Linked DNA regions of Homo sapiens: regions 2, 3, 4, 5, 6 and 7 are each linked to region 1. A link is an interaction called in ENCODE POLR2A ChIA-PET data of the cell type or tissue named here. Cell type or tissue: MCF 10A. All regions are shown on one strand. Region 1 has its middle 58 kb from the start of PTCD2. Region 2 overlaps ZNF366 (zinc finger protein 366). Region 3 overlaps TNPO1 (transportin 1). Region 4 overlaps ZNF366 (zinc finger protein 366). Region 5 overlaps ZNF366 (zinc finger protein 366). Region 6 has its middle 19 kb from the start of ZNF366. Region 7 has its middle 70 kb from the start of ZNF366.

Evidence for each region. ChIA-PET counts read pairs that join two places held together with the same protein. Peaks named below come from ENCODE experiments on the same cell type or tissue, not always from the same donor. Only the 100,000 strongest peaks of a DNase experiment are listed, where the experiment ranks them.
Region 2: POLR2A ChIA-PET joins it to region 1 with 18 read pairs; 3 of 35 experiments call an interaction of 5 or more read pairs at or near these places.
Region 3: POLR2A ChIA-PET joins it to region 1 with 19 read pairs; 3 of 35 experiments call an interaction of 5 or more read pairs at or near these places.
Region 4: POLR2A ChIA-PET joins it to region 1 with 16 read pairs; 2 of 35 experiments call an interaction of 5 or more read pairs at or near these places.
Region 5: POLR2A ChIA-PET joins it to region 1 with 14 read pairs; 2 of 35 experiments call an interaction of 5 or more read pairs at or near these places.
Region 6: POLR2A ChIA-PET joins it to region 1 with 10 read pairs; 4 of 35 experiments call an interaction of 5 or more read pairs at or near these places.
Region 7: POLR2A ChIA-PET joins it to region 1 with 10 read pairs; 3 of 35 experiments call an interaction of 5 or more read pairs at or near these places.

Annotation. Positions count from the first base shown.
Region 1 is chr5:72,376,385-72,380,384 of GRCh38, forward strand. It overlaps the pseudogene RPL10AP8. Among named protein-coding and RNA genes, the nearest start is that of PTCD2, 58 kb to the left of the region's middle. In MCF 10A, no CTCF peak of the experiment used is centred here; DNase peaks (open chromatin) are centred at 1,767, 2,417, 2,737 and 3,757.
Region 2 is chr5:72,483,583-72,487,582 of GRCh38, forward strand. The region is part of intron 1 of ZNF366 (zinc finger protein 366); the gene reads right to left. Among named protein-coding and RNA genes, the nearest start is that of ZNF366, 22 kb to the right of the region's middle. In MCF 10A, no CTCF peak of the experiment used is centred here; a DNase peak (open chromatin) is centred at 2,269.
Region 3 is chr5:72,845,783-72,849,782 of GRCh38, forward strand. It overlaps TNPO1 (transportin 1), which reads left to right. Exons shown (of 25, transcript NM_002270.4): 2 at 2,603-2,716. Among named protein-coding and RNA genes, the nearest start is that of MIR4804, 31 kb to the right of the region's middle. RefSeq lists enhancers at 2,187-2,426, 3,227-3,406 and a silencer at 2,777-3,116. In MCF 10A, no CTCF peak of the experiment used is centred here; a DNase peak (open chromatin) is centred at 2,329.
Region 4 is chr5:72,450,734-72,454,733 of GRCh38, forward strand. All of the region lies in intron 3 of ZNF366 (zinc finger protein 366), which reads right to left. Among named protein-coding and RNA genes, the nearest start is that of ZNF366, 55 kb to the right of the region's middle. In MCF 10A, no CTCF peak of the experiment used is centred here; DNase peaks (open chromatin) are centred at 1,598 and 2,038.
Region 5 is chr5:72,469,246-72,473,245 of GRCh38, forward strand. The region is part of intron 1 of ZNF366 (zinc finger protein 366); the gene reads right to left. Among named protein-coding and RNA genes, the nearest start is that of ZNF366, 36 kb to the right of the region's middle. In MCF 10A, no CTCF peak of the experiment used is centred here; DNase peaks (open chromatin) are centred at 1,786 and 3,506.
Region 6 is chr5:72,524,276-72,528,275 of GRCh38, forward strand. No RefSeq gene overlaps it. Among named protein-coding and RNA genes, the nearest start is that of ZNF366, 19 kb to the left of the region's middle. RefSeq lists a silencer at 1-41. In MCF 10A, no CTCF peak of the experiment used is centred here; a DNase peak (open chromatin) is centred at 1,736.
Region 7 is chr5:72,435,151-72,439,150 of GRCh38, forward strand. No RefSeq gene overlaps it. Among named protein-coding and RNA genes, the nearest start is that of ZNF366, 70 kb to the right of the region's middle. RefSeq lists a silencer at 3,135-3,224. In MCF 10A, no CTCF peak of the experiment used is centred here; no DNase peak of the experiment used is centred here.

The DNA of each region.
Region 1 (4,000 bases):
GTTTGAGAATCACCCAGCATCTGGCCTGACCCAGGCCTCACAGCAAAGCCCCTTGATTTGGTAGCCAGAGGTTGCTTTCACATCTTGACATCTTCACAGTCCCCTGAAAATGGTAGCCATTTCATTGAGTCCCTGGGTGTAGTGAGTCTAATGACCTGTGCTTTAAGCACTAAAGAATGCAGTGAGTTGATTTTTCAGACTCAGCAGAGAAAGCACTGGGTAAAGAGTGTGCTCTTGGAATTATTAAATAGAATAACTCACCTCTGCTTCAGTGAAGACTGTTCCTATTATAGTAAACAATTTATCTGACACTACACTCTTAAGGAAAAGTTATTTAAGTTCTCTCCTAGCACAATACCCTCCACATTGAGGGCAGCCAATTAAGGCTTCTGCTTTGGTTGTATTGCTGTTTCCTTGGGTGGGGAGACCACAAGTTTAACTTTTGCTTGAAGGACCTCTTCCAGTGGTTTTGTCAAAGCTGTGAATTTTATTACCTCAAGTGTGTCAAGGAAGAGGGGCTCCAAATTTAGCCTAGGGCAAAAGGAAAACACAGATCAACCTGTTGCCATTTTTCTTTCTTGTTAGAGAGAAGTACTCTGTTGCCCAGGCTGTACTCAAACTCCTGGGCTCAAGAGATCTGCCCGCCTCAGCTGCCTGTGTAGCTGGGACTATAGGCACCTGCCACCATGTCCGGCTGATTTTTTTTAACATTTTTTGTAGAGGTGGGGGTCTTGCTACGTTGCCCAGGCTGGTCTCGAACTCCTGGACTCAAACAATTCTTCCTCCTCAGCCTCCCAAGTAGGCGGGACTACAGGTGTGCCACGATCCTGCTGCCATTTTTATCCACTGGATTTCCACCTACATGATTACTGAGCCCCGCAGAGTCCAGGGGTTAAACTCCACTTCAGTTTTTTCACCAATAAAACTGACAAACTAATTCATCGCCAAACTTGATACTTAATCTCTGGTAAAGGAAAGATATGTTTCAGCACCAATACTCTTTATGTTAGCCATGCCCAAATTATATAAATACCCTCAATAGCTGCAAAATGCGGGGAAGAAAGCATTTGCTGATTTTTACTCTTCCCAAAGCAAATCCACAAGTACCTTAGCCAAATTGCCTGCAACGTCTTGTAATTTCATGGTGATTTTACTTTGGAAAAGAAAAAGGAGAAATAGAAGGTAAAGTCCTAGGAACTGGACTTTATCTTAATCATCTATCTCTTCTCACACTTGGAGTGACAGGAACAGAGAATGAGGATGGAAATGGTATGATTGATACACATACAAAATCTCACCCGTGGTTAAGACTTTCAGGGGAAATTTAGACCACAGCCTCGGCTTCCCAGTACTCGCTACCCTTTGGAGTAGTTCTGTTTTTAAAAATCAAAAACACAGCATTCGGAGGCTTCAGATAGAAATTATTACAAAAAAATTGACAGAATTTCTCTTCATCAAACGTGATGCTGTACAGCAAACTTAGTTTCTGTGGAGGACAGGCAATTTTAAGCTCGTGACTATTACAGAGATGAGGAGGGAGAGGGACTAAAAAGGGTCCTTGCTTAATAAAATGAAGCCAGCTGTGAAACATTCCCTGAGATTACAGGGGCCCTCCACAGTTATGCGTGCCTAAATCACCTCGAGTCTCTTCCTATCCCAATCCATCTGACACCTGTCTCCAGGCTAATCCTTCTAATCTGAACAGCTGCCTTGGAGACGTCATGCCTTGCCTTGCCTTCAGTGACTCCCCAAGGCCTCCAAAAATGTCAGTTACGCCCTGGCCTGGCCTTTATATTGTGCAAGAATCTGGCTGCCTCTGACATTTAATCTCCCTCTATTCCAACAGAAATCTGTCACTCCAGTGCCCACACCACTTTCTGTTTACCCACCTCCACATATTTACCTGTAATGGTCTCCATTTTCTTCATCTGGAATATCTCCCTCTAACCCCTTCTCAACCACCAACTTCAACATATGATGCAAAGAGTGTGATTTGGAATTAGAGAGATCTGGGTTAAATTCTAGCTCTACTACCTGCTTGCTGTGTGTTGTTGGGCAGGTGTCTCACCTTCTCTGAACATCAGGTTCCTCATCTATACACCAAATTCTCTATACACATCAGGTTCATGGTAGGTGCTCAGTAAAGGTTAACTCCTTTTTCCTGCATGTCTACCCAAGCTCCTAAATCAACTAATTTCTATCATATGGGCCATAGCATAGGTTTGCATGTGAGCATAAGGTTTATGTTCAGTGTTGCAGATTCACCTCTATTCATTAAAGGTGTCATAAAGGAATGGGCCAGGTCAGGAATATAGAGATCATAAGACCTTCTCAGGACAAAGCTCAGAGGCCGGGGCATAAGGGCTCATTCTCTGCCAATGGCACACTGAAATTTCAGCCTCAGGGGAGTGGAACCCAATAGGAGTACTTGGAAAATAGCCAAGCAGTTCACGGACGGGAAATTATAGCATTGCCATGACTCACTGTTAGACAGTTGAAGGAGTTCCTGAATAACAATTTTTTTTTGTAATTCCTAAGAAATTTACAAAAGATGCCAATTAGCAGATTCAGTTCCACGGCACTTGAAGCTTAATTAAAAAAAAAAAAAGCAGATGCATTAGACATGCTTACAATTCCTCTCCCACTTCTAAAAAAATTGCCCCACCAACAGATGTTTAATTTGCCAGGTAATTTGCCATGTGATGAAACCCCTCTTTGCCCATATCTGATTGGTGCAAGGGTAGTCACCTGACCAAAGGGCAGCCATTCCCATAGGCTGGACAGTAACTATGAGCTATGTCCTAGTGCAAAAAAGATGAGCTGAGCCAATCATGTTCTCTGTCTTTCCTAAAACTAGGAAACACAGAAGGAATGAGCCCACAGCAACAAGAACAGAAACTGCAAGGATGCTGTGATATTATAAAGTATATATTTGGTCTTTGTCTCATTTTCTGTCATACAGCTCCTAAAATCCTTGAAATCTCCAAAGTGATAAGAGTATCTTTTGTATGCAAATGAGATGACTGGTGGCTGGCAGCCCTAGGTTGCCTCAGGATGGGGGTTGATCCCATAAAAGACCAAGGGGGGATTATAGAGTTGGAACGTTCAGCCCCATTCTCTAAACTTGGGGGAGGCTGAAGGTTAAGTTGATCATCAATGGCCAGTGATTTAGTCAATCATGCCTAAATGAAGTTTTCCTAAAACCCGAAAGTACTGGGTTCATGGAACTTCCAGATAGCTGAACAGGGGGAGGTTCCTGGAGGGCGGCTCGCCTGGGGAGGGCTTGGAAGCTCCTTGCCTCTTCCCACGTACTTCACCCTATGCCTCTTTTTCATCTGGCTTTTATCTATATCTTTTGTAACACCTTTCAGGATAAACCAGTAAACCTAAGTGTTTCCCTGAGTTCTGTAAGCCACTCTAGCAAATTAATCAAAACTAAGGAGGGGGCCATGGGACCCCTGATTTATAGCTGACTGGTCAGAGCACAGGTAAAACAACCTGGAGCTTGTGATTGTCATTGGAAGTGGGGGACAGTGTTGTGGGACTGAGCCCTCGACCTGTGGGACCTGACGCCATCTCCGGGTAGACAGTGTCAGAACTGAATTGATTTAGAGGACACCCAGCTGGTATCTGCTGCAGAACTTATTGCTTGCTTGGTGTTGAGACAATACACCCACACATTTGGTCGCAGAAGCGTTGTATGTTGTGAGAGCATAGTGAGAGAAACAGAGTTTGTTTTTTTCCTATATCCTTAGAGATGCCCTGAGGGAAGGAAAGTCAGGGACATAGCAAGCAAAACCTATGAGTAACTCACAGTTAGGGAGGTTCAGAAACCTCTAATAAGCAGGATAAGCCAGGCGGTAGAGAGGAGATCTGAGCGGAAGCACGAGGAAGAAGAAGCCGTGAGAAAGCGATGGAGACAGTACTGGGTCCCCAGAGCTGACCAGTTTCTCAGGTGACCTCAGTCCCCAATACTATCTCAGTTCCTACAATAAAACCC
Region 2 (4,000 bases), 110 kb after region 1:
GTACAAACCAGTGATATATCGCCATGCTCCCTGGACACCTGTGTGGCTCTGGCAGAGTTTGGGGGCTCTCCTTGAATCACAGGGGAGACAGCCTTTCACTTCTAGATATTGATCCTAAACTGTACCAAGGGGAAGGATGAGAGAACAAAGTTGTGTTACTACTAAAACTGCCAGAGATATTTAAACTGTGATGGGAATGATGGGCCTGGGGCTTCATCCCACTGGAGTATTAAGTAAGAATCATGTGCTCCTGGCCCTCAAGCAGGTTTTTTCATCTGTACCATGAGGGATACACAGTATTTAAGGGGAAAGTTTAAAATCTAAGAAAGTCTGAAGATCTACTTAAAAAAAAAACTTTTTATTAAGGAAAAGTTCAAACTATGAAAGTAGACAGAATAATATCTGTCCTTATACTTAGTTTCAATTCATGACCAATCTCATTTCATCTATACCTCACTCACTTTCCCCACCTTCCGACTGGGATGCTTTTGAAACAGATCCATGACATCATATTATTTCATCTATAAATATTTCAGAATGTATCTCTTAAACATGGGTAATTTTTCTTAAAACTTAGCCACAATAGTATATTATACCTAAAACTCAATAATTTCATTAATCGCCGGGCGCGGTGGCTCACGCCTGTAATCCCAGCACTTTGGGAGGCCGAGGCGGGCGGATCACGAGGTCAGGAGATCGAGACCATCCCGGCTAAAACGGTGAAACCCCGTCTCTACTAAAAATACAAAAAATTAGCCGGGCGTAGTGGCGGGCGCCTGTAGTCCCAGCTACTCGGGAGGCTGAGGCAGGAGAATGGCGTGAACCCGGGAGGCGGAGCTTGCAGTGAGCCGAGATCCCGCCACTGCACTCCAGCCTGGGCGACAGAGCGAGACTCCGTCTCAAAAAAAAAAAAAATAATAATAATAATAATAATTTCATTAATCATTTAAATAGTCAGTATTCAAATTTCTCTAGAAAAATTCAACTCTTTTGCTTTGGAATGAAGGCCATTTTGGAGTTTTGTCAGTTCACTATTGAACTAGTCAAATTCCACCTTTCAGATATCATAGAGGTGTTAAGGTTGAAAGGAAAGATCTCTTCAGGAGCGATGACAAGAGAAGGAAAAACTATTTGGACTTCCTTATCCAGAGTCAATGATCATTAAGACTGAAAGGGTAAGTACCCATTACCCAGCCCCATCACACTTCCTTATTGTAGACTGAGGCACAGGATAGTAAGCTGATGTCCCCAAATGCACACAGCTAATTAATGACAAAGTATTCAATTTTAAAATGCAAGAGGCTCTATTTAAGTCTTACCTGCTTTTTAAATTACCATAGAAGGACCTATATTTCCAGTGCTTTGTTCATGACTTTAAAATGTGTGTGGCTTGATGGTTTAGAGCTGTGCTGTATAATTCAGTACTCATCATTAGCCACGTGTGGCTTTTGAGCACATCAAATTCAGTTGACCTGGATAGAGGTACGCTGTACATGTAAAATGCACACTGGATTTCAAAAATTTAGTAAAAAAACATTAAAAAATGTTTAGTAATTATTGTATTCTCTTGATTAAATGCGGAAAAAATATTTTTCAACATTGACACTCAGCACATGTTAGAGTGGTCATTTTACATGGATTTGTGTGATTATTCACTTAATGTCTGACTCTCTCCATACTGTTTGCTCCATGAGGTCAGGGATCCTGTTAGTTCACAGTCACTATTGTGCCTGCCCCATAACAGACCCTCAGTTAAAGAAAGGAACAAAGGAAGAACAACTGGAATCCTGCCTGCTCTAGCTGTGTCCCTTCCTTCTTTATTACCTCTTCCCAGTTCACTAATGTGTTCTTGGACAGGCCATCTGAGTAACCTGGTATATGAATTAGCAAATCCTACGGGCTCCATTTTCAATGTCTGTCTAGAATCCAAGCACTTCTCACCACTTCCACTGCCTCTATCCTGGTCAGGCCGCCAGAGGTTCCTTCCAGGATCATTGTAACAGCCTCCTGACTCTTCTCCTGTCTTCTCCCTTGGGCTCCTGTCTGCTCAACACAATAGTCAGGCAGGTTCTATTAAAATGTAAATCAGATCTTGTTATTCCCCTGCTCAAAACTCTCTAGTGATTTTCCATCTATTTCAGAGTAAAAGCCACAGTCCGCGCCGTGGCCTACAAGTCTCTACATGAAGTTTCTCCCTGTTACTCCTATGATCTCATGCCCTACCACCTGCTCACTTGCTTCTTCCACTCCCACTCTCCAGCCTCTGGTTGTTCCTGGCACACACCAGGCATTCTCCTACCCCAGGGCCTTTCACTTGCTGTTCTTTCTGCCTGGACAGCTCTTCCCCAAGATACCCACGTGCCTCTTTTGCTTCCTTCAAGTTTTTACACAATACTGTGTCTGAAGTGAGGCCACCCGAACTCTGGCTATCAAGCACTCCGTATTCTCTCTCCTTCCTGACTTAATTTTTCTCCATATCTTCTAACACACTGTGCACCTTACTTTAGTCATTGTTCATTTTCCTCCACTAGAATGCAACTCTGTGTACACAGGAATATTTGTCTTTTGTTTCCTTATATATTCCTGCTGCCTAAAATAATGTTTCGTGAGAGGTTGTTGCCTGGTAAACATCTGTTGACTGTGAGACTAAAGCTTAGCCTATGCACCTGAAAAATAGGCAGACTTGAGACCAGCCATTGGGCTTGAACATGCAGAATTGGCCTGTGCTGTCAGTGGGACCAACTCAGCTCTACCTTGGTGCTAGTTCAGGAGACTTGGAGGCTCCTTGCACTCAGATTGGCTGCCCAATCTTACAGCTCAGTTCTGATGACTGTGAGGCCCAAGGAAACAGTTTGGATTCAGGGAGGGTCTAACTGGCTCCTCCCAACATCCTGTGTACCTCCCCTGCCCTACACCACCACACACAAATATACCACAACATTCTCTCCCTTCCCAAGGACAGACTTGGGCTATTTCTAAAAGTGAGATTCTGATCCAAAACAGTAGCCAACACATAGTGCATCCCATGTGTACAGGAAAGGACAGGAGACCTCTGAGCAATTTCCTGGCCTTACATTTTTCCATTCCAGTAAATGAGGCCTTCTTTAGCTCAGGAATCTGTCTCTGAACCAAGCCAATGCTGTAATGGTGCATGCCATTTGTTACTGCCTGGCTTATATCTTTGTTCTTTTATTTTCCTTTTCTTTTTTTTTTTAGATGGAGTCACTCTGTCACCTAGGCTGGAGTGCAATGGCCTCTGATCTGGGCTCACTGCAACCTCTGCATCCCGGGTTCAAGCGATTTTCCTGCCTCAGCCTCTTGAGTAGCTGGGATTACAGGCGCCTGCCACCACGCCTGGCTGCTTTTTGTATTTTAGTAGAGACGGGGTTTCACCATGTTGGCCAGACTGATCTTGAACTCCTGATCTTGTGATCCACCCGCCTTGGCCTCCCAAAGTGCTGGGATTACAGGCATGAGCCACTACGCCCTGATTCTTATTTTCCATTTTAAGTGATCAACAATTAGGTTCTTTCTGTCATGAAGCTTTGACAACCAGCTCTTCCAGTTGGCTACCAGTTTAGGCATATATAATGCTACCGGAGAGTTTCCTTCCTAAACTGGCATTTTATTCAATAATGCATAATACTGAAATTGAGCTCTCTGTCTTCAAAGAGTTTTGCAACTTTACACCTCATTAGGCTGAGCAGTGCTTGAGCTCGTGCTTTATGGATTGGACCCCAGCAAGGTTAAACAATTTGCCTCAGGCTAAAACCTGCTTTGCTCTAAACAAAGTACTTTGTCTTTTTTAATGAATCAGAAAAATATAATGAATAAAAAATGTGGTTCCCTAACAACTATGTTTTCAGTAATTTGATTCCAAGTCATTTCCATATGCCTTTTAAGGCCATATTTGGGGTTCTTCCTAGTCTTCTGATATCATTTCACAGTCCTTCTCCCCTCCTCTCTCCCTCCTCCTCTTTTCCTTTACCCTCTTTGGCTT
Region 3 (4,000 bases), 470 kb after region 1:
ATGGTACAGCCATCCTCAGGATGGATGTGATAATGAAGATGCCTTTCAGACTTGACTGCTATTGGTCCCTTGCTTTAGTTTCTTGTTTAAAAGGGCAGCTAGGGGGTTGAGTGGGCTATCTGAATGTCACCTCAGCAGGTAGGGTATGCCTGGTAGCAGCTCCAACTCTAATATTACTAAGGCTCAGACTTTAAGTTCCCCATCCCCACTGGTATCAGGGGAAATTAAATTGGCATTGTTTAGCTTCATGAAAATTAAAAGAATGTGCTGGTGGAGATAAAGGAAACATTCATATTGTTGGCGTGTGTGAATTGCGTAACTTTTTGGAAAGTAATTTGGTAATAACTGTTTAAAGTTTTTAAATTCACATACTTTTTGGCCTAATAACCCCACCAGGTTGCCACTATTATGTAGGGACATTGGTACAAGAATTTTTTTGCTGTGTTGTTGGTAGTGGCAAAAAAGTAGAAGCAATCTGGAAGCCAATCAGGAGATGGTTGAACAAATTATGCTCTATCCATTCTCAAGACCAATGTGCATCTATTAAAAGGTGAGTTAAATTGGTATGTATTGGCCCGGAATTATGGCCATGTCATATTAATGTGTAAAAAACGTTGTAGAGTTAGTATTAGTGTAGTATGGAGGATGATCTTAAAAAAAGAGGAAAAATATATGTGAGATTAGAATGTAGAAAGATTCACATAAAACTGTTAAAACGGGTTCTCTAGGGAGCCTGGAGATAGGATTGAATTAACTTGTCTTATACAACCATGTTGTTTGATTTATTATAATATTTGTAGTTTTTTAAAAGTTTCTGAAGTTAAGAGAGGGAAGGGGAGAAATCTATAGTGATAGAAATTATACTGGGGATTACTTTAGGAAGGGTTGATGGCTGGGATTGGACACAAAAGAAACCTCTTCATACTCAGCGATCTCTATCTTGAGCTGGGTGTTGGTTACACAGATGGGTTCACTTTGTAAAAATCCATCTATGGATCATATGCTTATCATTTGTACAATGTTGTGTCTATATTGTATCAAATAAAAGTGTATAAAAATGACAGTGGTACAATGGAATACTATTCACTTTTTATTGAAATATTTTCAATAAATATTTAATGATATACGAAGTCAGGCAAGAAACAGGACAATCCCATTATTATAAAATATAATGTGCATAAAAACACATAGAATGAAGACTAGAATAAAAGCACTACAGTATTAATACATTTTATGTCCAGATGGTGGTGATTTTGTTTTGAGTTTTTTTTTGTTTAAGAACAGTTTATTAGATTGGGCCATTTACGAAGTCATTAGAACTTGGTGAGCAAAGTCAGATTACAGGCTATTAAGCAGAAAAATAAGAGTGAAAGAGAGAGGAAAAGGCATTTTTAAAAAGAAAGAAAAAGCTAACTAGAGAGGTGGAAAGGTAGTAGTTTTTTTAAGCCCCTACTAGCAAGGGACTTTTCATGTTAAAAATCCTCTCCTTTATCAAACTGTTTGGTTTTTACAAATAAGTCATGCTTGATACTTACATTTTGTTGTTTTTGTTTAAGCATTTAGTTTTAGTGAAAAATGTCATTAATAGCTTCAGTTGACTGTAGCAGATGCAACTCATAGTAGCTTTAAAAACCTATATTCGTGTCTCAGTCTTCACTGATTAAGTGTGGTTGTTTGCTCAGATCTTTTTTAGCTTTAGTTGCCACATGGAGGCAAATAATACCTCACTAGGTTGTAATGAAAATCAAATGAGAAAATGTAGTATGTGAAAATACTTTAATGGAATTAAACACTACCCAGTTGTAAAATTACATCATTTTTATTGTGTTTCCTTCGACCCAAAGTCCTTACTTTTGGAATGTAGTTATTTCATAATGGAATTTATTTCCCTTAATAGGAGTTCAAAAGTTGAAGTTTATGCAGAAATGCAATTTTTTTTAAGTCAAGTTCTGCAAATGTTGCATATAATGGTTTTCGAGGTCTGGGTTGCGACTGCATCAATATTTTAGACTTTTTAGTGCCTTATATATCAAATTGAAATGTAAACATTTTTATTGCTTCTAATTATTGCTGAACTGTCAGGGAAATTAACAACCTTTTTACCCTATTTCAATCATTTTTCGTTAATTCACCATGTGTATGTAAAATAATATACCCAAAACAGATCTCTTCAGGTGTTTCGCAGGGGTTTTGATAAGGACTTGACTTTTTATTAGCCCTTAAGTCAGTAGTAATCTGGACGGAATTAGAGATGGGTTGGGTTGGAGAAAACTGCGTGGCACTAGGACCCAGGGGGCTCCCGTGAGCGGATCTTGGGGCCAGATTGCAAATTCGCGGTGACTCAGTCTGGTCGGCTCCTTGCGCTCGGCGGCCGCGGCGGCAGCAGCAGCAGACGCTGGCGGCCGGGCTGCCAGGAGCAGTTCCGCCGGGTTTCACTGTCCGTGACTTCCTTCGGGGCACCTCAGGCAGGTCCGCGGCGTTTGGGGAGCGCTGGGGTTGTGGTGGCGGGGAGAACGGGTCAGCTGCGCGCGGGAAGCCTCTGGGCCTGTGCACCGGGAGTAACAGTTGCTCCGTCTCTTCCTGTGTCTGGCTTTATTTGCAGCAAACCAAGATGGAGTATGAGTGGAAACCTGACGAGCAAGGGCTTCAGCAAATCCTGCAGCTGTTGAAGGAGTCCCAGTCCCCAGACACCACCATCCAGAGAACCGTGCAACAAGTATCCTTTCCGAGGCCTGGCCGCCACCCGCGCAGCTCGCCCCGCGCTGCGGCCCAGCCCCCGGCGGCCGGGGGCTCCCGTCGCCTCCGCCTCTGCCCCTCCCCCATCCTCCGAGACCGGCCTCCTCCCTGGGTCCGGGCGCGGGGGAAGCCGCCGCTGCCCCTGCCGGGCGACTCGCGCACGCGGCCCTGGTGCCTGGGCCGGGGGCGCCGCCGCGTGGGGCTCACGCCGCCAAGGCCACCGGCTTCCGGCGCGCAGGAGGCGGGGGCCCCCGGCCGCCGCCCGGGATCGCGACATGTGCGCGGGCCGGGCCGCCACGTCCCCGCCCGCCGCTGACCTGCCGCGGGGGTAGGGAGCGGGCGGGCGGGAGCGGCCCGGGCCCACACAATGCGCCCCGTGGGTGGGGGTGGCAGGCCGAGCGGGAGGCCGGGTGGAGGGCGCTCTGTGCGCGGCGGAGCTCGCCGCCTGACTGGCCAGAAATGGGTGGAGCTGGCGCGGGGTTTGAACTGCAGCTGTGTGGGTCTTGGGGGTTTTTCCACGTCCTTGCCCTAAAAAGGCTGGGGACCTACAGGTGGGGGAAAGGGGTCTCTGTGCCTCACCCTGGGGTTACTGGTGTTAACACCTGTTGCGAACTCCTTGTCACCCAAGTGAGATTTTCTTTTTAAAGCTTTGGCTCAAGGCTGACTGCACAATTATGTAGGTCTTTACCGAGTGTGCTGGTGTAGTGATCCTGTTGCTACGGTTTTAGAGACAGGAAAGGTTAAGAGAACCAAAACTCTACCACGTATGCTTTCTGTAGTGCCCTAAACCGTGCTCAAATGGAGAGCTCTTACTGGATGCAGTAAAGGAAACATTCACTCTATATCATGAATAACCTTTTAACCCCCGTTTTAAGCCTAAAGAAGTTAGTTAAGTCTACTATTTTTTGCAGAAAAGCCTCTTGATTTTTATTGTCAAAAAGCAGCAAAATTACTTAATATGGAGTTTGGTAAGTAAGCTCTTCGTGTTTGAGTTTATTTACATTTAAAACATCTGTAAAGATGAAGTTATTTACCCCGAGGGTTTCGCAGAAATACTGCATTGCCGTAATTTAAAACCTTCAATAGATGACAAAATTAGTACTTACCTTCTTGGTTAATGTAGTACTTCCCATTTAAAAGTGGAAGGGATAATGATTTAGATCTGCTTGGATTTTTTAAAGCCATTTTGTTTGGATACTTCTAGTACTGAGGAAAGAACACTTTTGGAATGTATTGCCGTTTGTATCTTGTAAACAGTGCTATG
Region 4 (4,000 bases), 74 kb after region 1:
TAGGTTCTTATCCAGAACACTTGGCCTTCTCATCTTTCACAGAAGATTGTCCTCATCTGAAAACACCCAAGTGTATGGAGATATTTTATGTCTGTGAAACTCAAGAGAGAAACCTCTCACACACTGTTAGTAAAGAGAGGCCAGAGAAAGAGGATGGGGCCAGTGAATCACAGTGCTCTTGGGTGGAGCCTGAGATGTGAGCCCCAAGCAGAATTGTCACACTAGGGGATGGGAGTTAGACGAGAGGGAGGAGGAATGGATAGGAAGGACCACCAAATCTCTAGGTTCTTCTCCAGAGAAAAGCAGCCATTGAAGTCAAGGTCTCCTTAAATCATGTGATGTGAAGCTAAGAGTGTGCCCAAGCAGGACCTGCTGAATCATCTCTGCCAAGGTCTGTGGAGATGAAAATAGGAGTGGATGTTGGTTCAGGAAGCCGCTGGAGTGGTGAGGACTCTGATCTCATTGCGCAGGTGCGCATCTCCACCAGCGTGCCCCCGCTTGACCTCTCGGTCACTCCAAGGAACACCGTCAGTGTGTCTTGACATGAAATCTCAGCTTCTCCATCCACCCGCTTTTTAAGATGGAGGTAGACTTCAAAATTTAATAAAAAATGGAAAAAAATATTTTAAAGTGCCCTTTAAACGTGGGTTGCATGGGTTATTAGGCTTTGAGATGTCAGAGTAGTGAGAGGAGGTGTAGACACAGAAGGACAGAGAGCTTGCTCCATTTTCTCTTCTGTATAATGTTGATAATAGTCATTGTTTCCTATGAAGGTTGTTGTGAGGATCAAGTGAGATAATTCACAAGAAGGACTTGGCAAATAGTAAGAGCTCAATAAATATTAGCTCTTTTTACTATCATTATGGTGTATATAGTAGATTCTTTTACATTCCAGAAATGGAAAGCTCTTTGAAGATGAGGGGAATATTAAAGGAAGAGCCAAATGAGGAATCTGCTTAGTAAATATACCCACCAGGCTACTTGGAGTGTAGTAGAAATGCAAGCGGTTGTGCCTGCCCCAGGTCTAGGAAATGAGGATGGAAAAAGAGGCTTCATCCAAGGTTCAGGGCTGGGAGAGGGCCGAGTTATTTGGCTCCCCCATCCTTAGTCTGCCCTTTGAACAGCTGACGGATGCCTGTGTGCTCCGGGCCTCCTCGTCCCGGCCTCCTGGCACCCTTCTCCTCCCTGGTCCAGAGCCTGGAGGCACCTCAGGCACTTGCCATGAACCCCAGTGGCCATGCTGACAGCCATGGAGAAGTCGGCTGTGGCCAGAGACAGGGTGATAGCAGTGGGCAGCCACTGGGCTGGGGCCAGAAGCAGCACACCGCCTCGCCCCAGCCAGCCTGGTGTGAGCTTTAAAAATGAGATGCACCAGGAAGCCTGTGTTTTCCTATTCAGAGAGAAGAGGTCAGAGAGCTGTGGCCTGCAGCTGAGGAGAATGGCCTCCGTGAAACTGCCCTTCCCGCACATTCTTCTCCCTCTCTCTCTTTTAATAAGAAGGGTGTTCCTTTCCTCAAAGGGAGAGAGAGGGAGGGAGGGAGAGAGAGACTGTAAACTGTCCAAAAGGACCGTGAGAAAACAGGAAGCTTTGAAAAGTACAAGAGAAAGCAAGATGAAATCTATTTGCAGGCGGTCCCCTGGGGACATGTGAGGCATTGTTAAGCAGGCAGTTCATACGGCTATATCCTTCCTTCTGCTGAGGAGGGCTTTGCTGCCAAAAGGCTGCTATCTGGTCACTGCCTTAACCCCCTCCATGCCAGCCTGAAAACTCTGACCCCAAACACTGGGCCCCTCAAAGCCCCCCATCTGGTTTCTTCCTTCCTGGAGCGTCAAAGAAAGTGAGGGGAAAATGGAGCCAGTTTGACAACAGTGGTGGAACCCCTCTGCAGGGAGATCTCATCCCTATTCTGACAGCTCTGCCCTCTGGCCTTCAGCCTTCTGCTACAGACAAGGTTTCAGATGACCTGGTGATTCATAACTTAGGCAGCTGCCGGCTTCACCCATCTCAAAAGAGAATTTGTCCCGGAAATTCTGGATGGCTGTTTTTCCTGGACAGGTTTCCCGAAGACGGCAGCTGGTTCTTTGCTGTTATGGAGTTTGGCCACTACAAGGATAGGCTCCAAATCAACCCCTGTGTGCTTACCCAGAATCTGGGAAGCATATTTCTGAAAAGTGGCTTAAGTCTACAGGCGCAGATCTCTGGAAAAACTCCAGCTGGCTCCAAGAAGCACGAGTCCAAAAGTCCAGCCAACAGCAAAAGAGCCGAGAAGGGCAGTAACTTTTTTATAAGGAAAAAAAGAAAAGAAACATGGAATGGAAACCTTTCCTCTCCTCTAATTTTCCATCCTATTGTTAATGCCTAATCCCACAGTGAGTGAACATTTCTGCGTGCTAGGGACAGCTGTTTCCACTGAGCACTGGGCTGGAGAAGATCAGTTCATATTGAGACAGGAGGAAGGATGCATGTTAAGAAGGAATTTTAATGGTGAGAATCCCCCAAAATTAGACTCTGTTACTAAAAGCCTCTTCCTTGTTGTGAGTTTTTGGGTAAAGGAGAGAGAACGAAGACTGCCTCTTCTGCCCAGCCACGTCAATCACAAGACATGAAGTGGATGGCTCTTCCCTGTTATGGCAACAAAACACAAGTTCAGTTGCCTGGCTTGTACTCCAACACCACGGAGCAGCCAGCCAGCCATGTCTCTCAGATGGCTGTGAACTGCATTGCAATGGGCAAATGGCCCTCCATCCCTCTGTCAACTCCCAAATCCCCAACAACCTTCAACCAAGGCCAAATTTCCAAGAATCTAGCACAGCATAGTTGGGAAGCAAGAACCACAGGACAGCATCTTGAGATGGCTCACGCCACCATGTGACCTGGAGCTAGTTTACAAATGCAAAGAGCCTTGTGACATAATCTGTAAACCCAGACATGCTCTGCAAGTCTGTTGAAATGAAGAAGGGCAATGGTACAAAGAGGGCACCCAGCAGGGTGACACTGATGGGAGATGGGGACAGGGAGAGGAAGACCCTGACTGTATGCTTTGAGCACTGTCTCAGAGACAGAGGGCTGTGAGTCAAGGTGGCTGACACTCATTCTTGTTTCACAAATGGCTAAGAATGGAGAAGGCCCACCTTCTCCATTGCTTCACAAGAACGCCCTTTCACATCCAATTCTTTTTGTCTGATGATAGATGACACTCTCTAGGGAGCCTCCTGACCTCTAGTGAGGTCTCCTGAGAGGACTTACCAACAGGAAGAAGCAACCTTTGCAAATGACCAGTCCAATTCCTGTGCCAGGCCCATCTCTCCCATTGTAAAATATAAGCTGTGCATTGTTTCAAAGCTGGCATTCTACTTTATAAACCACTCTCTTATGGGTTGTGATGGTGTGGACCAGACATGGAGCCTCATCTAACCTCAAGAAATGGGTAAAATAGTTTCTGAACTGTAAAGCTGAGCATCCAACATCTTTTGGACCATGTACATGCACCATCATTGGAGTGGAGCAGGAAGGAGCCATCGTTCATGAAAGGAGGCCCTGAACATCAAGCTGGGATTGCTCATTGCATCAAAGGCCCAGGTTCCATAGCACCTTGCAGTTTCTTGTGCACTAATACTAGAGAGAACCCTCTAGATCCTCAGATACTACCTGGTCCAAGAAGTCCTCCAAGCCCCTGAGGGTAGAGAAGCAGAAATGCCTTTGTACCCTCAAACCACACACAACCTACACTGGCTTTGCCCCCTGACCTAACCCTATATTTCAGGAACGTTTTCTGCCTGGTTTTACCACTGCTACTGGACCAGAATTGATGAGGTGGAGGTAGGAGATGGCTGAACTTGACAGATGTGAATTTTCAGGGGATTATAAACTATGTTAATGGCTCTCTTCATATTTTAGCAACTTGACTCCACCACTATCAGTTGATAAGATTAAAAATTCAGTTAATGCTTGAAGCCCAAGAGTAAACTCAACACAAGGAATGAAGAATGGCAAAGAGAC
Region 5 (4,000 bases), 93 kb after region 1:
TGATAGAAATATTTTGTATTTTGCTTGTGGTGGTAATTACACAACTCTGTAATTTGTCAAAATTTAAAGAACCGAAGGAATGAATTTTACTGAATTTAAATTAAAAATGTTAAAAAATATAAAAGAAATATACAAAAAATGCTATTCTGCACGTCGATATTAAAAGTGTATATGAGGATATTTAGAAAACATCTAGCAATAGCCAAGGTGACCAGACCCCACCCAATAATCAATTCATATTTGTGGAATGTGTCCAATGATATTCATATGATATATACAGAGGGGAACAGGGTTATGAGAATTTAATGATCTTAATTCCTGCTCTTTCCAAAGGGGAGATTTTAAATATCGTAGATACCAGCATTTTTGTGTGTGTATAGTCTATTCAGCAAGAATATTGTGGGGGCAGGGATGATGCATTAAGTTATCCTTCAAGGTAGTCTTTTGCCTTGATTGCATGTTCAGTGAACAATCTTCTATAATTGCCCTAACATTCCTTGAAATGCAAAATCATCTGGAGCCTGGCACAGTGGCTCACGCCTGTAATCCCAGCAACTAGGGAGGCTGAGGCCAGAGGATTGCTTGAGGCCAGGAGTTTGAGATCACTGTCTCTGCAAACAACAACAGCAACAATAACAACAACAAAAAACTTAGCCAGGTATGGTGGTATGGGCCTGCCTTCCCAGCTACTCAGGACGCTGAGGTGGGAAGATTGCTTGAGCTCGGGATTTCAAGGCTGCAGTGAGCCCTGATCATGCCACTGCATTCTAACCTGGGCAACACAGCAAGACCCCGACTTAAAAAATAAATAATAATAATAATGAAGTAGTCTGCTATCAGTGGACAAGATCATTCTGGCCATTAGAAAATATACTTCTACCTCTTGTAAATCCAAAGATTGGTATTGATAGGTCATTCTTGGGCATCATATCCCCTAAGCTTGATGAACTGAGTTCTCTGACAACATGGAAGTTGTTTATTATAATAATCTCCACACTTGCAGGCCAAATCCTAAGTTGCCATGGCCCCACCAGATGCTGCTCTCCCATGCAGCCTACCTGAGCAGCCAACTGCCTTCTTTCTTTGACATTTCATTGGCTGTATCCGCCATATTGCTGCAAGATTCTGCAGGGCAGGAGGAGGAGAGAACCTTCCCCAGTGGAGTCTTTATGGAGACTTCTAGGTGAAACCTTTCTTTCCAAAAGAGCCAGAAGTGAACCCCTCACTTCTCTGAAGCCTATCACAATTGTTGGATGTTCCACTCATTGGCAGGGTCCTGTGCTGCCAGTCACCTTTCTGTGTGGGTGGATGTCCTATATTTCTAACATAGTTTGGTTAGAAAGTCAGAAACTTGCCTGGTGCCTCATACATGGTTCAAATCCAATCATTACTTGGAAATTTACTTGACAAATAACCGTGTCCTAGGTTTCTCTTGCTCCCTGATCCCAAGCAAAATTTTTCCATTTCCGGAAGACAGGACTAACTGGTTGACTTGTCCTGTCCCAGTTTATCCCAAGCCAACCTCGCGTAAATTAACTGCCAAGAACATCTCCCATGAGGAAGGTGCTTTAGCCATGGCATAGCAGGGACTGGGGTAGTGCTCCTCAGAATGGATGGCCCCTGCTTCATCCTGGCTCAGGCTCCTTGGCCAATGAGTGGCATGTTCCTTTGATATGAAAGATAGAATGTCCTGTTTCACTGAAATAACATAAAGGAATGTGGGAAGGTTCTGAAAATGCCCAAGGTGACAGTGGGCAAATGCCAATGAGTCTCTCAGTGAGTATGCAACCACAGAGTAAAACACACCCACATTCCTGCAAATACAGTGTGTCCTGGGGGAGCAGGCCACCATGATTTCCCTCACTGACTCAATAGCTGCAGATTCCCCGTGACTCTCCATGCAAATGCTCATTCGCTTTGTGGAAAAGCCCATCCTCATGGGCAGATGGGTCTGTGACCCCACTGTTCACTGTTTCTTTTTATTTTATGTAGTAGACTTCTTGCTATATTTCTGCCTTCTGATGAATGATCACTCTGCATCTGGATACCTTTTCTCCCCACTTTACATTTTTATTGTTCCAAGTCTTCTCATTCGTCTGCTTCATATTGATTTTTTTCTATTGATTCTGCTCACTAAAATCATTCTTATAAAATATACATACTGATAAAATACATGCACTTATCTCCTTGTGTACATGTACAGATAGCCTAGCTCTAGAAGGAAATAGAAGAATCTGGTATTATCTGCTGTCTCTGGGGAAAAGGACTGTATGGCTGGAGGAGGAAGGTTTGGGAGTGAAGCAGCTGAGTTACCAATTTATGGAGGGGCCGTTCCCATCATAGTCTATGGGTGGGTGCCTCTGCAGCTGTTCAGTGCCTGGGTGGAAAGGAAACTTTTAATGGTATACTTTTGCAACTTATACTTCTATACACTGTAGATGACTTAGCTATTCAAACACTTGCATTAAAAATGTAAAAATTCATATTGGCTTTCAAACAGCAAACACTCAGACAAAATTAGACTTGGGATTCCCTTCCTTTTGAGCTCTGAAAAATTCTCTTGAGGCATTTTAATAGACTCCTTGATTTTTCTGCCCAAGGTCTTAAAAAAAATTTTTTTTTAAGAGACGGGGTCTCACTTTGTTGCCCAGGCTGGTCTTGAACTCCTGGCCTCAAGTGATCCTCCAGTCTTAGCCTCTGCCTAAGGTCTTTGGATGCTCCTGTCAGACTTCACCCAGGCTTTTTCTTTGGGCATACAGTTTTATGACCTAGGCTTGTATCATCAGGAAAATAAATACAAGCCACAGTAAAAACTCAGACTGTGAGGAACTGCCCTGCAGGTATTCACTCAGCAAACTGCTTCAAGTGTCTCTTCTGTGTCTGCACTATGCTGGGTGCCAGGAGGACAATGTCTTATAAACCAAAAACTAGGTTCAAGGAACTCACCATCTAGTGAAAGAAACTGACAACCAGATGTCGTGCAAAACATTTTAGGAGCTACTAGAGGAATATTGAACTGGTTGGTTGATTTACTGAACATGAGAGAACAAAAAGCAGAACTACATTTCCTTGACTAACATCAGAAACTATTTTCTTTCAAAATGTTCTTTTTTTGTGTGTTTTTATTTAATCATTAAAATGTCAGTTAAAACAACATGAAAAGGATGAAGGACTATCTTTGGATGTGAAGGATGAGAGAAAAAGTTTCCCCTTTCCCAACCAGTGCCACAGCCTTCCCTACCAGTGGGTTCTGTAGAACAGAGGAAGAATTTGGGGACTTGCAAAATTAGGCTGACCTTCAATTAACTGCATTAAGAAAGCCAGTAAGTATAAGTCCAAAAATGAACTGCAGTTAACCTTGAAATAAAGAAGAATCGGTTAGAAAGATTCATAGTAATTACAGAATTACACACTGCAAATATGATTAATCCAGTTTCTCCATTCCAGCCCTCCGAGTTTCTCCCTGGCTTCTTCCCCAGTGCTGAGAGGGCACTCTGGCGTGTCAAGGGTGAGCCCTGTAGATTTTGGCAATGTAAAGTCCTTCCCCGGGGCCCTAATGTAGTTGAGTTGCTTAAAAGCTGCTTTCAGGGTAAATGAAAAGTCCAGTCCTATTTGTACCACTGTAGAACCACACAATATCAAAGTGCAAATCATGCCCCAGCCCTCAGACAGAATCAGTCCCCCTTCCTCTCAACTCCCACAGACTATGCCCACACCCTCGAGGGAGCTTCCTCATGGGGTATTGCATAATCTAACCTCCCACAACACTGGGATCTCCTTGAAGCCAGGGACCATTTCCTAAACCTTTCTGCGTTGTCACTATCTTATACAATCACCAGTACTTAACATTTGTAAGTGATGGATTTTCAAATTGCTATAATTTGCTAGTCTTAAGAGAATTTTGTTCTGTTCTTTTACAATAAATAGTAGATAAAACTGCCTGGAATGTGGATATGAGGCTGGAGGAGGAGCAGCCATATTGGAACAATGAGGCAACAAT
Region 6 (4,000 bases), 150 kb after region 1:
AAAGGTGTGATAAATACTTTTTTAAAATGACTATTCATATTGATGCCAGAATCTCCAATATTGATTAACTTGGATTCGCAACTGAAAAATCTTATTCACTGGTCTCTAAAGACAGGTTTGCAGAACTTCCAAAGTTATTTATATTCATCCTCCCCCATAAGCAATCTAGATTGATCAACATTTAGTATACATAATGGCACTGGTACTCTCACTTGGTCCATATATAAGCTGGTCATGGGTCACAAACAGAACTTGAGTTATCCTGAAGGAAAAGTGGGAATTCACACCGTGAAGAGGTTGACTGTTATACTACCGTTCTTTCACTGGTGTTTAGTGTATTGTGACACAATACAGTTTGTATGTTGTCAACTAACAATTTTTTAAAAGACTCCTGCCCTCTAAATTACAAACTAAATAGAATTACAAGTTAAATAGAATAATAAGTTAAATCAAATAATAGTGCAATTAATAATAATGCAGTTAATAATTCTGCAAAGAATAAGAAAATGGCAAAGCAGACATTTTTCCTACTCCTTCAATCATATTACAAAGTAAAAATAATGATAATTGAATCAGATCCACAAAGAAGCCTACACAGAGGCCAAAGTGTATTGAACTCCACCAAGAAGTTTATTTGAAGTATAGATTTAACCCATCAATTAATGGAAACCCCAACTAATACCAGCTCATGAAGAAGAGCCATTGCAATTGGCAGAAAACTTTAACGTATGGTTTATTACATGTTTTCTATCTTTTGAAAAGTTCTTTTGGGTATGTTTCATAATAAACTAATATGATAGCTTATATGTATAATTTATAAACAAACACAGATACACATTTTGGGGATGTATGCTCAAATTTGAGGAAGGGGTACATAAAGAAATCTGGAGACTCCAGACTTAGTTTAAAAAGCAGAGCTCTTGGGTGGACCTTCAGAGTGACATGAATTGTAGGGCTACAGGGGAACTGAGAGGCCTCAGGTCATTGGACAGGAGCGGCTGGGCACTGTGATGTGCTGACTGTGAAGTCAGACAAAGACTCCAGGTTGTCTGTGCTCTATCATTATAGGACCTTGGGCAGATGACATATCCTCTCTGTGTTTTTAAAAATACAGCCCTTAGACAATCTGCATCAGCACTGAGGCATTGACTAAAAATTTAAATTACTACCCTGTGGTCTGATCGTCACTGACCCTCTTCTTGGGCCAGAAAAGGGTATTTCACATTACTGAGCATTTTCTTTGTGTCAAGCCCTTTCTCATATTATTATTTTGTTTGATACACATAACAAATATTCCCATTTGTGAAATATTCCCATTTTATAGATTAGGACAGTGAGCGTGGTGGACAGACCTTAGGGTGACTGCCGGTAATTCCTGCTGTCTGCTGTTCAAGCCCTTTGTAATCCACTCCCTGTATGTGTGGATGAATCTGTGACTTGCTTCTACTCAACAGAATATGGCAAAAGTGATAGGCGATCACTCCCTTGCTTAGATTAGATTATACAACAAAGATGTCGGGCTGTCACCCCATAATTATGTTGTGATAGAAGTTTTAGCAGACTGAAGAAGCAAGACTTTCCTGCTGGCCTTGAAGAAGCAAGTTGCCATCACATCAACTGCATATGTTGAGAGTCACAAAGCAGGGAATTGTGGGAAGTCTCTAGGAAACTTCCAGCCTCAGTCCTGTAACCACAAGGAACTAACTCTTGCTCAACATCCCCCTAGGGTTAGAAGAGGACTCTGAGCTCCAGGAAGGAAGGAGACCTGGTCAATTCTTTGCAGACAATCTTGTGAGGCCCCAAGCAGAGGATCCAGTTAAGCAATGTCTAGATTCCTGACTTGCAGGAATGGTGACATCATAAATCTGTGTTGTTTTGAGCTGGTAAATTTAAAATATTTATTACACAGCAGTAGAAAATGAGTACAGTGGACATGCATGGTGGTTTACACTTGTAATCCCAGCACTTTGGGAAGCCAACACAGAAGGATTGCTTGAGTCCAGGAGTTTGAGACCAGCCTGGGCAACATAGTGAGACCCCTTCTCTACAAAAAAATTTAAAAATTAGCCAGGTGTGGTGGCAGGTGTAATCCCAGCTACTGGGGAGGCTGAGGCAGGAGAATTGTTCGAACCTGGGAGGAAGAGGTTGCAATGAGCCGAGATCACACCACTGCACTCCAGCCTGAGTGACAGAGCAAGGCCCTGTCTCGAAAAAGAAAAAGAAAGAAAAGGAATGCAGCAAGTGATTCGTCTTTTTTGTTTTTTGTTTGTTTTTTGTTTTTTGAGACAGGGTCTCATGCTGTTGTTCAGGCTGGAGTGCAGTGGTGCGATCTTGGCTCACTGCAGCCTCTGCCTTCTAGGTTCAAGCAATTCTCCTGCATCAGCCTCCCAAGTGGGGGCCCACCACCACGCCTGGCTAATTTTTGTATTTTTAATAGAGACAGGGTTTCACCATATTGGCCAGGCTGCTCTCAAACTGCTAACCTCAAGTGATCCTCGCACCTCGGCCTCCCAAAATGCTGAGATTGCAGGCGTGAGCTGCTGCGGCCAGCCCCCAAGTATTATTATGTATCAGAATCATCTTGCTTGAAGGTGGATAGTGTTCTCCAATCTAGACTTATCCATAATAAAGCTGATATTTGTATCTTCATTCTCTATCTTTTGTGGCTATTTCTCAGCTGGTTCCAAACTCAGAGTTGGGGGGAGATATGACTGATTATCAACTCTAACCCCAGCACATCGTAGCATTACCTGCTCTTCTCCACAGGGCACCTTCCCACCCATTGTTCATTTGAGCCTCAAAATAATTTCATAAAATCAAGACAACTTTTTAATTGTTTAATATCCATTTTAATTTTAGACCACTCTATCTAAATGTGAATTTTATTTTTATTTATTTTTGTCCTCCTAAGCATTCAGGATGATTTTTCAGTCTGAGGATTTTTATATTTTTTCAATTAAATTTTTTCTCTGTTATTATATTTTTAGGTAGTTTTTCTGCCCAATTTTTATTATTCATTCCTTCTGGAACTCCCATTGGATGTGTGGTCTGTGTTTCTCTGTCTATTTTTCTTTTACCTGAACTCTTTTATTCTATCTCCTCTTTCTAGGCTAGGTCTAGGCTAAGTTCTGTATGACCCCTCTCAGCGCAATCTTCCAATTCTTTTATTCTGCCTTCAAGTCTGCCCAGTCTCTTGTTTATGCTAAGTATTAAGGTTTACTTTTTGAGTGTGTTTTTTCCTAATTCAGGGAATAAAATTTAATTTTCAACAAGCTTATTTTATATCTTCTTGTTCTTGCCATATAACCTCCCATTTAATATCGAAAGAATGCTATTAATACATCCTTAATCTCTTTAAGAATTCTAAGCATGTTAAGTTTAAAGTTATTTGAAATTTATATGTCATTCCAGTTTCTTTGGGTATGAATTCTCACTCGTCGAATCTCATAATGGATTCGTGTTGCAATAATTTTTTGTGTGTGCTTTGTAGATTTTATTTGAGATTTCATCTTGCATGAAACTTTCCTGAATGCCTGTTCCTTCCCATGGTTGCCTTAGCCTGGCCTTCTAGACCTCACACTTCCAGGATAGTCTTACATGAAAGTTCCAATCATTCAGCTCAAGCAGGTAATGCATTACACCTGTGCCCTGTGCTAGCCTGGTTCTCTTTATTACATGGGCTCCTCTCTACACAAGTAGAATGTTTCTAGCCATAGCTATGTGGTCAAGCAGAAAAATTTCAGTCCCAGTTCCCTGGATGGAGGTGCTGTCCAGCCCCCTGCTTAATTCAAGGAACTTGGTCTCTCATAATAAATAGAGTTCTCTTGACCCTCATTTCCAAAGGAACTTTGACAGCACCTACTCCCTATGAGCCCCATAACTTCAACTTTCCAAACACTTGCTATTTTTTTATTTTTAAAAGAGATGTTCCCTTTTTCTCTAAGACATGTATTTTAAAAATATGTTATATTCCATTTCTATCACCATGCGTTATATGTTT
Region 7 (4,000 bases), 59 kb after region 1:
ATGTATCTGGACTCCATTCAGTGAATAAAAACAATAAAGACTGTTAACTCTTTGATTGTGCAAGTTCATGTTCATGGGTGTATTACTTCATTGGCTGTATCAAAGATGTCCTCAAGGTCTATGGAGATGAAAAGGACTCTGCAGCCTCACATGATGGTCTTGAAATTCTAGCCTTTCCATTAGTTTTCTGATCTTCTAACTCAGTGTTCATTTGGCATTGTTATTCTGTCATTTCTTCCCAGAATCTGTGTCTGAGAAGCCTCATTGCCTTCCTCAGTCTTGACTATTTACTTCTTCACCAGTTGTAACATAGGCAAAACTGAGAGAAACCAGATGGACTTAGTTTTACATACATTACTTAGTAAATCTTCCCTCCTGCCAACTAAGTGAAGAGCACGGTTTTCATGACAGCATAAAAATCTAATTGATCCCTTCAGTCATTATGTGAGGAGATGGACTTTATATCAAGTGGCATTTTATTTTGAACTTAGAAAAATATGCATCTTATTACAATTTACCTTCAGTATAACAAGTCCATTGGACCTCCACGTCAGATTTTGAACCATTCATTTCTAAATTATTTGCTACCTCCTTAATCCAGGCCAGTATTATCTCTCAGAGATTATGGAAACTGCCTTTTGATGGTCTTCTAGCATCATCCTGGCTTTCTTCCAACCCTATCCACTATAGTCAGAATGAGCTTTCAAAAACTGAATCTCATTATTTCACCTCCTTGCTCAATGGCTTTCCATGTTAGCCTCACCTTGCCGCACACACCCTCTCCTGCTGTGCTCTACCACACCGTCTTAAGGGGTGAAGAGAGGCAATTGACTCAATCTTGTATGTATACACTCTTGCAAAACCACTGCTGAGGATTTTAAATATTGTCCTGACTTGGATAACCTGCCATTCCAAGTGAAACTGTTTTCTTCGCTAGACTTGCCACAGGTTGGAAGGGAAGCTGTCCTTCAGCAATGATAAATGACACAACAACAGTCTGTGCAGGTGGAAGATGATGAATAGATTTTACCTTATCTATCCCCTCATTTGACACAAGGTTGATACCAGTTTCCTAGAAGAAGAAACAAAATTATTTGCCAGAATGCTTAATATAATGAATTGTTAAACTGGCCATACTTTATATATATATATATATATATCTCCCAGGACCTTTGCATCTGCTGTCTGCTCTATCTGGAATGCTCTTCTCTCTTTCCCTGGCCTGTTTCTTCTATACTTCAGTTCTCAAATTAAATTTCACTTCCTCAGATAGGCAATTCTTCACCATTTTACTTAAAGTAGGCATTCACTATTATTCTCTGTCTAGGGTAGAGCATGTGGATAGACATATGAGAGTGAACACAGAGTATGAAAATCTTTATATCACATGTTAATACACATCATTAGATAGCATCTACCATGGAGTAGACATTAAATAACCTGGCAGACAAAAATGACCTCACCAGTTGACTTCAGCCACCCCAGTGCTGGAGCAAAGAACATGTGAACAAAGTAGCCACATTGGCAGACATTACACACGGGTCCAACAGCAAGAACTGCATTTACAAAGGCTGATCTAGCTACTACCACTGCTGGATATCCAACATGCCAACCATGAGGACTGGTGATGGGTTTCCAGTATGACACCACTGCTCAAGAAAACCAATCAGTCACTTGGTAAGATGTTGACTCTAATGAGCTCCTTTCATCCTGAGGGGCCAGTGGTTCCTCATTACAGGCATAGACACATACTCTGGGTATATGTTTGCTTTTCTGCTCATGGGAACTTAGCCAGCACTACTATGCAAGGGATGGGGTTATGGAATGCTTGCTATGTTGGCATAGAATCCTATATAACATCGCATCAAGCCATGGCCTTCAGCTTATAGTAACTGAGGTTAGAAATGAGCCCTGGCCACAGGATCTACTGATCATATCAAATATGCACCACCCAGAAGTGGCTAGCTCCCTACAGTGCTTCTTGGAGGCAATACTCTGGAAGGATGGGGTGCCACCCTCTGGTATATAATTGAATCAAAGACTTTTATGTGCTGCTATGTCCTAATAGAAAGACTGCATAGGTCCAGGGACCAGGAGAGGAAGTGGGAGTGGCCCCGCTTGCCATCACTCCCAATAACACTCTGGGGTGATTGGCGGGTTGCAGGGGGTGGTGGTGTTGTACTTCTTATCATGTAACTCTGGGCTCTGCAGGGTTAGAAACTCCCATTCTCAAAGATGGTACACTTTCACCTTGGAACATAGCAAGAGTATCATTAAATTATAAGCCACAGCTGCCACCTGGACACTTTTATTCCTTGCCTCCAGGGTACAGAAGACAAGGAGAAGACAATCACCATCTTGGCAGAGGTAATTGACCTGATCATCAGGAGGAAGTAGGGCTGTTGTTACAGTGGGTCAGGAAGTATAGTATTGAACCCAACGACCTACTTAGGCTCATTTTGATACTTCCTGGCCCACTTGTGATGTTAAATGAACAGGCACAGCAACCTTATTCCGCAAAAGGCATATGTCAAATAGCATATGAGCTGCTGTAACGAAACACCATAGACTGGGTGGCTAAAACAACAAACATCTATTTCTCACAATTCTGGAGGCTGGGAAGTGCACATCAAGATGCAGGCAGATTCAATGTCTGGTGAGGGCTCTGTTCCTGGTTTGCAGAGAGCTGCCTTGCTACATCCTCACATGGGAGAGAGAGAGAAGGCCTAGTCTCCTCCTCTTCGTCTAAGGGCACTAATCACATCATGAGGGCCCCATACATAACTTAAATCCAAACCTAAGTGCCTCCCAAAGACCCTACCTCCAAACACCATCACATTGGGGATTATGGTTTCAAGATATGAATTTTGGAGGGACACAAATATTCAGTCCATAGTAGCATGGTGACAAGGGCTCAGACCTCTTGCAGATGAGAACCTGGATGAAATCACTAGGAAAACCACCAAGACTGCCAGAGGTGGTATCTGATGGTGAGGGGAGTCTAGACTGGGTAATGGAGAAAGAGAAAATGAGTATCAGTTTTGGTCCCTAGATTCATTGCAGCTGTGGGGGCTGAAATTTGTGGTCACCTTCTCTTCTAAGTTTTCAATCGAGAAGAGAAGCCCACTGGAACCTGCAGGAGATGCTTCATGAATATGCATGAATAAGTGGACTGGGGTGAGGCAGAGATGAGTCACCTAGTCTCTCTTCAAGGAAGCACTTGCACCTGAGCTATGAGAGTGCAGTTGGCAGACAGCCTCCACCTGCCAGCTCCTTCGGGGTCTGCCTCAGTTGCAGAGAGTCACACCTTTCCTGGGGAAGCCCACATCTGGTGACTGAGCCAGGCAGGGGTGTAGAGGAATGGACATTTCGGTTCAAATTGGCACAACTCTGATGGGCAACATTTGCCCCAGAGCTGCCCACCATGCTGGCTGAGGCTTTGTCAGGGCTGCACTGCAGGTTGCTTTCTTCCTCTGCTCAATCTTTCTTTCCTCTTCCCTCTTTTTACTGGTGTTCATCCTTAATAAGTAGCTTCCATCCAAATTTGTCTCAGCATCTGCTTCCAGAGAACCCAACAGGCTATAGGCTATATGCTTTGCCTGCTACAGACAAAGGAGAAACTTGCTAACTAGGTAATTTGGGGCATATACATACATATGCGACTATGTAAACCACCTGGCACAGTGTGCTTGGTATATCACAGTGTTCAATATGTGCTGCAGTTTTGCTGTTTTAAAGGGAAGCTCCCCAAGAATGGACAGTCCCCCATGCTGACACAACTTTGTGAGGTTTCTGCTGAGGACAGGAAGCTGAGTGCTCAGTCTTCTGGCCACATTGTTGACAATCGCAGTACCTAATTCTTTTTTTTTTTTTTTTTTTTTTTTTTTACGGAATCTCGCTCTGTAGCTAGGCTGGAGTGCAGTGGCGCGATCTCAGCTCACTGCAACCTCTGCCTCCCAGGTTCAAGCAATTCTCCTGCCTCAGCCTCCCGAGTAGTTGG